Linked DNA regions of Homo sapiens: region 1 is linked to region 2. A link is an interaction called in ENCODE POLR2A ChIA-PET data of the cell type or tissue named here. Cell type or tissue: A673. All regions are shown on one strand. Each heading gives the region's core, and the rest is flanking DNA. Links, peaks and the distances in the headings are about the cores only.

What was found. ChIA-PET counts read pairs that join two places held together with the same protein. Peaks named below come from ENCODE experiments on the same cell type or tissue, not always from the same donor. Only the 100,000 strongest peaks of a DNase experiment are listed, where the experiment ranks them.
Region 1: POLR2A ChIA-PET joins it to region 2 with 18 read pairs; 3 of 35 experiments call an interaction of 5 or more read pairs at or near these places.

What each region holds. Positions count from the first base shown.
Region 1 is chr19:45,655,720-45,658,621 of GRCh38, forward strand. No RefSeq gene overlaps it. Among named protein-coding and RNA genes, the nearest start is that of GIPR, 11 kb to the right of the region's middle. In A673, for the core only: no CTCF peak of the experiment used is centred there; no DNase peak of the experiment used is centred there.
Region 2 is chr19:45,396,990-45,399,827 of GRCh38, forward strand. PPP1R13L (protein phosphatase 1 regulatory subunit 13 like) reads right to left here. Exons shown (of 13, transcript NM_006663.4): 2 at 1,275-1,350; 3 at 1,016-1,158; 4 at 1-69. The coding sequence starts at 1,329. Among named protein-coding and RNA genes, the nearest start is that of PPP1R13L, 6.7 kb to the right of the region's middle. RefSeq lists an enhancer at 1,592-2,590. In A673, for the core only: no CTCF peak of the experiment used is centred there; a DNase peak (open chromatin) is centred at 1,382; H3K4me3 peaks cover 536 bases.

The DNA of each region.
Region 1 (2,902 bases), core at 108-2,607, 260 kb after region 2:
TGCTGGGATTACAGGCGTGAGCCACCGCACCTGGCTACTTTCTTTCATTCTTTCATTTTTTGTTTGTTTGTTTTTTGAGACAGAATCTCGCTCTATTGCCCAGGTTGGAGTGCAGTGGTGCAATCATGGCCCACAGCAGCCTCAACCTCTTAGGCTCAAGTGATCCTCCTGCCTCACCCTTCTGAGTATCTGGGACTACACGAACGAGCAGCCGTGCTTTGCTAATTTTTAAAAATTTTTTTTGTAGAGACAGAGTCTCACTATGTTGCCCAGGCTGGTCTCGAACTCCGGGGCTCAAGCGATCCTCCCATCCCAGCCTCCCAAAGTGCTGGGATTACAGGTGTGAGCCACCATGCCTGGCCTCTTTCTTTGTGTTTCTCTCTCTACGTCTCATTCTGTCAGCTCGTCCCCCTACTTGGGTTTATGTTTGAGCTGGGAGCTTCACAAAGCCAGAGCAAGAGCTGTCCCAGTCACCAGGGTCCCCAGCATTGCCAAGCTCATAGCCTGGCATGTAACAAACGTCCAGTAAAATGCATTGAACTCTGACCTCTGCTGAACCAATGTTGGGCAATGCTGGAGACACAGCAGTGACTGAGACAGCCCCAGTCCTGCCCTCATAGGGCACATAGTGTTGGGCACGGTGGCTCACGCCTATAATCCCAGCACTTTGGGAAACTGAGGCGGTGGATCTCTTTTTTTTTTTTTTTTTTTTTTTGAGATGGAGTTTTGCTCTTGTTGCCCAGGCTGGAGTGCAGTGGCGCGATCTCGGCTCACCACAACCTCCGCCTCCTGGGTTCAAGTGATTCTCCTGTATCAGCCTCCTGAGTAGCTGGGATTGTAGGCGCACGCCACCACACCCAGCTAATTTTTTGTATTTTTAGTAGAGACAGGGTTTCATCATCTTGGCCAGGCTGGTCTCGAACTCCTGATCTCAGGTGATCCACCCACCTCGGCCTCCCAAAGCGCTAGGATTACAGGTGTGAGCCACTGCACCCGGACTGGATCTCTCTCTCTCTTTTTTTTTTTTTTTGAGATAGAGTCTTGCACTCACTATCGCCCAGGCTGGAGTGCAGTGGTGCGATCTCGGCTCACTGCAAGCTCTGCCTCCTGGGTTCATGCCATTCTCCTGCCTCAGCCTCCCCAGCAGGTGGGACTACAGGCGCCCGCCACCACGCCCAGCTAATTTTTTCATATTTTTAGTAGAGAGAGGGTTTCACTGTGTTAGCCAGGATGGTCTCAATCTCCTGACCTCGTGATCCGCCCACCTCGGCCTCCCAAAGTGCTGGGATTACAGGCGTCAGCCACTGCGCCCAGCCAACTGGATCTCTTTTTTATGTTTTGTTTTATTTTGTTTTGAGACAGGGTCTCACTGTCACCCAGGCTGGAGTGCAGTGGCATCATCTTGGCTCACTGTAGCCTGGACCTCCGGGGCTCAAGCAATCCTCCCATCTCAGCCTCCCAACTAGCTGGGACTACAGGCATGCACCACCACGCCATTAATTTTTCGTATTTTTTGTAGAGATAGGGTTTCACGATGTTGCCCAGGCTGGTCTCCAACTCCTGGGCTCAAGCAATCCACCCACCTTGGCCTCCCAAAGTGCTGGGATTACAGCTGTGAGCTACAACTCCTAGCCAAGAGGCTTTCTTTAGGACAGGAGTTCAAGACCAGCCTGGGCAACAGAGTGAGACCCCATCTCTAAAAAAAAAATAAAAATATAGCCGAGCGTGGTGGAGGCCACCTGTAAACCCAGCCACTCAGCAGGCTGAGGCATGAGAATCGCGTGAACCCAGGAAGCAGAGGTTGCAGTAAGCCGAGATCGTGCACTCTAGCCTGGGTGACAGAGCAAAATCCCATCTCAAAAAATCATAATAATTAAACAAACAAATAAATAAATTAGCTGCACTTTGTGGCCTGTGCCTGTAGTCCTAGCTACTGGGGAGGCTGAGGTGGGAGGATCATTGAGCCCAGGAGGTCAAAGCTGCAGTGAGCCATGATTGTATCACTCCACTCCAGTCTGGACGACAGAGCAAGACGCTGCTCGAAAAAAAAAAAAAAAATAGCCTAGAGGGAAAGGCCTAGGTTTGCCTGCTCTCCCTGAGGCTTGAAAAGGGGCTTAGGGGCTTGCTGAGCACTACCAGGGAGCAATCAGGGACCCCTACAAGTTTGAATCTTTCAATTGATCCTTCCCAGGGCTGGCGGTTTACACTGGGTTTTGGAGCCGTCTCTAGGGCCCCAGCTGAGAGCCCCTCTGCTGGCCTCTGAGGCCCTGGAGCCCCCACCTCCCCCTCCCGCATGAGATTATGTCAACATAGCCCAGACGCTTCTGGCCAGGACAATATTTGCCCTCAGGATCTGGGGAGGTCGCTATGGAGATGTGCCCTCCCAGACTAGGCTGGAAGACGCCGAGGGGAGCCATGCGTCTCTGTCTCACGGAGTCTGACTTAATCCCTGTTCTCTTCTGGGATATAAGTCCCTCTCTCTGTTTTCGTCCCTCTCTGTTCCCCTCCTTTCCCTTTCCTTCCCCTCTCCTCCCCTTCCCTCTCCCTGTCTCTCTCTCCTTTTTTTTTTTTTTTTTTTTTTTTGAGATAGGGTCTCACTCTGTCACCCAGGCTGGAGTGTAGTGGCGTGACCTCCGCCTCCCGGGCTCAAGCCATCCTCCCACCTCAGCCTCCCCAGCAGCTGGGACCACAGGTGCGTGCCACCATGCCCAGCTAATATTTTTTTGTAGAGATGCAGTTTTGCCACATTGTTCAGGCTGGTCTCTAACTCCTGAGCTCAAGCGATCTGTCTGCCTCATCCTGCGATCTCGGATCAGTGCAACCTCCACCTCCCGGGTTCAAGTGATTCTCCTGTCTCAGCCTCCCGAGTAGCTGGGATTACAGGTGCCCGCCACCACACCCG
Region 2 (2,838 bases), core at 1-2,500:
GGCCGCCTTCCGGGGGGACCCTCGGCTGCCGAAGGGCTCAGGGATCGAGCTGGAGCTGTACCGGGGCGGCTGTGGGGAGGCCAGGGCATTGAGGGATGGATCAAAGGAGACATTAGTGGAAGGGTTGGTGTGTGGGCGGGGGTGTCAAGAGAGATCACTGGAGGTCAACCCAGAGGAGGCTGACCGGCCATGGAAATTCAGGCACAGAGAGCCCAGGTGAGTAGTGGTGGGGAGACAGCCCTGAATCAGCACTGTGGCTAGCCCATTACTCTATGTCACCTTTATGCCACTTAGGTAAACACCTCTTTCCTTCTGAGGGTCCCTTTAGATGTCCACTTCCACTGGTCCCCTCTTTTCTATTTCTTTCTTTCTTTCTTTCTCTCTCTTTCTTTTCTTTCTTTCTTTCCTCTCTCTCCTTCCTTCCTTTCTCTCTCTCTCCTTCCCTCCCTCCCTCCCTCCCTGCTTGCTTGCTTTCTCTCTCTCTCTTTCTTTCTTTCTTTCTTTCTTTCTTTCTTTCTTTCTTTCTTTTCTATCTCGGCTCATTGCAGCCTCAACCTCCCTGGCTTAGTGTGATCCTCCCACTTCAGCCTCCCAAGTAGCTGGGATTACAGGTATGCACCACCACACCTGGCTAACTTTTGTATTTTTAGTAGAGACAGGGTTTCACCATGTTAGCCAGGCTGGTCTTAAACTCCTGACCTCAAGTGATCCGCCTGTCTCTGAAAGTGTTGAGATTACAGGCGTGAACCACCGTGCCCAGCCAGATTTTTAAAAAATCATTTGTAGAGGCTGGTCTCAAACTCTTAGTCTCAAGCAATTCTCTCACCTCGCCTTCCAAAGTGCTGGGATTCCAGGTCTGAGCCATCGCGCCTGGCCTGGTCCCCTTTTTTCAAGTTCCCTTGAAGAGCCCACAACCTGCATAACTATATGGGGCAATTTTGCCTGAAATCCAGGCCTCTGGTCTGGACTGTGGCGAGAGGCTGGCTTTGGAGATCAAGGTGGGAACCAGGCTTACCCTAGAAGGGGGTCCGGCCTGCGGGCCAGGAGGCGCGGGAGAGTCTGACCACAGCGACTCCAGCTGCTTGGTCAGTTCATCCACCTTGGCCGCCGCCGTGTCCAGCTCCATCTGCTTCAGATCCATGTGTTTCATGGCCAGCGCTGGGAAGGTGGGAGTGGAGGTAAGGACCTGGCCTCCTGGCAGGGGCCGGCCTCAGCACCCCTCGCCCGCTGCCGAGGTCCCCGCCTCGCCAGCCCCGCCCCCTACTCCAGCTTACACTGGAAGTTCATGTCCAGAAAGTCCCGCGCGCTCTGGAATGCCTCGCTGTCCATGGTGCCGGCCGGAGCGGGCGCCTGCATGGTGGGGAGGGAGGGAGCTGGCTAAGACCCCGCCCCTCTAGACCCCGCCCTCAGGGAGTCAGACGCCGTCAGGAGCGGGACAACGCCTCAACTCAGTTCCTTCCCCTGGAAGCCCTTTACCCTTTCACCTCCCCAGCTGGGAAATGCCAACTCCTCCAAAGCCAAGTCCATGCGCCACGGAGAAGTCCAAACCCAGTCTAAAACCTCCGGAATTCACTTTCTCTTTCTTTTTTTCTTTTCTTTTTTTTTTTTTTTTTGTGTATGTGTGTGAGACAGAGTCTCGCTCTGTCGCCCAGGCGGGAGTGCAATGACGCGATCTTGGCTCACTGCAACCTCCGCCTCCCGGGTTCAAGCAAATCTTCTGCCTAGCTGGGACTACAAGCGCGCGCCATTATGCCCGGCTAATTTTTGTAGTTCTGGGATTACAGGAGTGAGTCTCCGCGCCCGGCCGTGTCCATCTCTTTATCTCAGTCCTAAGACCTGAATCACTCCTTGAACAATTATCTATTGATCACCTACAATGTGCCGGTAAACATAGGATGGAATAACTATGAATTACTGAATGTTTACTAGGGACCAGGACGCACTGTGCTAGATCCTGTTTTTGTTTGTTTTTGAGATGGTGTCTCGCATTTTCGCCCAGGCTGGAGTGCAGTGGCGCGATCTCGGCTCACTGCAAGCTCCGCCTCCAGGGTTCATGCCAGTCTCCTGTCTCAGCCTCCCGAGTAGCTGGGACTACAGGCGCCTGCCACCATGCCTGGCTAAATTTTTGTATTTTTAGTAGAGACGGGGTTTCACCGTGTCAGCCAGGATGGTCTCGATCTCCTGACCGCGTGATCCATCTGCCTCGGCCTCCCAAAGTGCTGGGATTACAGGCGTGAGCCACCGCGCCCGGCCTTGTTTTTGTTTTTTAATAATAATTCTGCTGTCTGCTGTGTACTAGAACCCATGCCTACTGCTTGGGGTATAATGTAGTAAATGTAGTAAAAACAATATCCGCCGGGCGCGGTGGCTCACGCCTGTAATTCCAGCACTTTGGGAGGCCAAGGAGGGCGGATCACGAGGTCAGGAGAGCGAGACCATCCTGGCTAACATGGTGAAACCCCGTCTCTACTAAAAATACCAAAAATTAGCCAGGCGTGGTGATGGACGCCTGTAGTCCCAGCTACTCGGGAGGCTGAGGCAGGAGAACGGCGTGAACCCGGGAGGTGGAGCTTGAACTGAGCGGAGATCGCGCCACTGCACTCCAGCCTGGGCGACAGTGCGAGACTCCGTCTTAAAACAAACAAATAAATAAATATGTTTAAAACAACAACAACAATAACCAGCCAGGCGCGGTGGTTCACTCCTGTAACCCGAGCACTTTGGGAGGCCGAGGTGGATGGATCGCTTGAAGCCAGGAGACCAGCCTGGCCAATATGGTGAAACCCCGTCTCTACAAAAAAATACAAAAGTTAGCTGGGCATGGTGGCATGTGCCTGT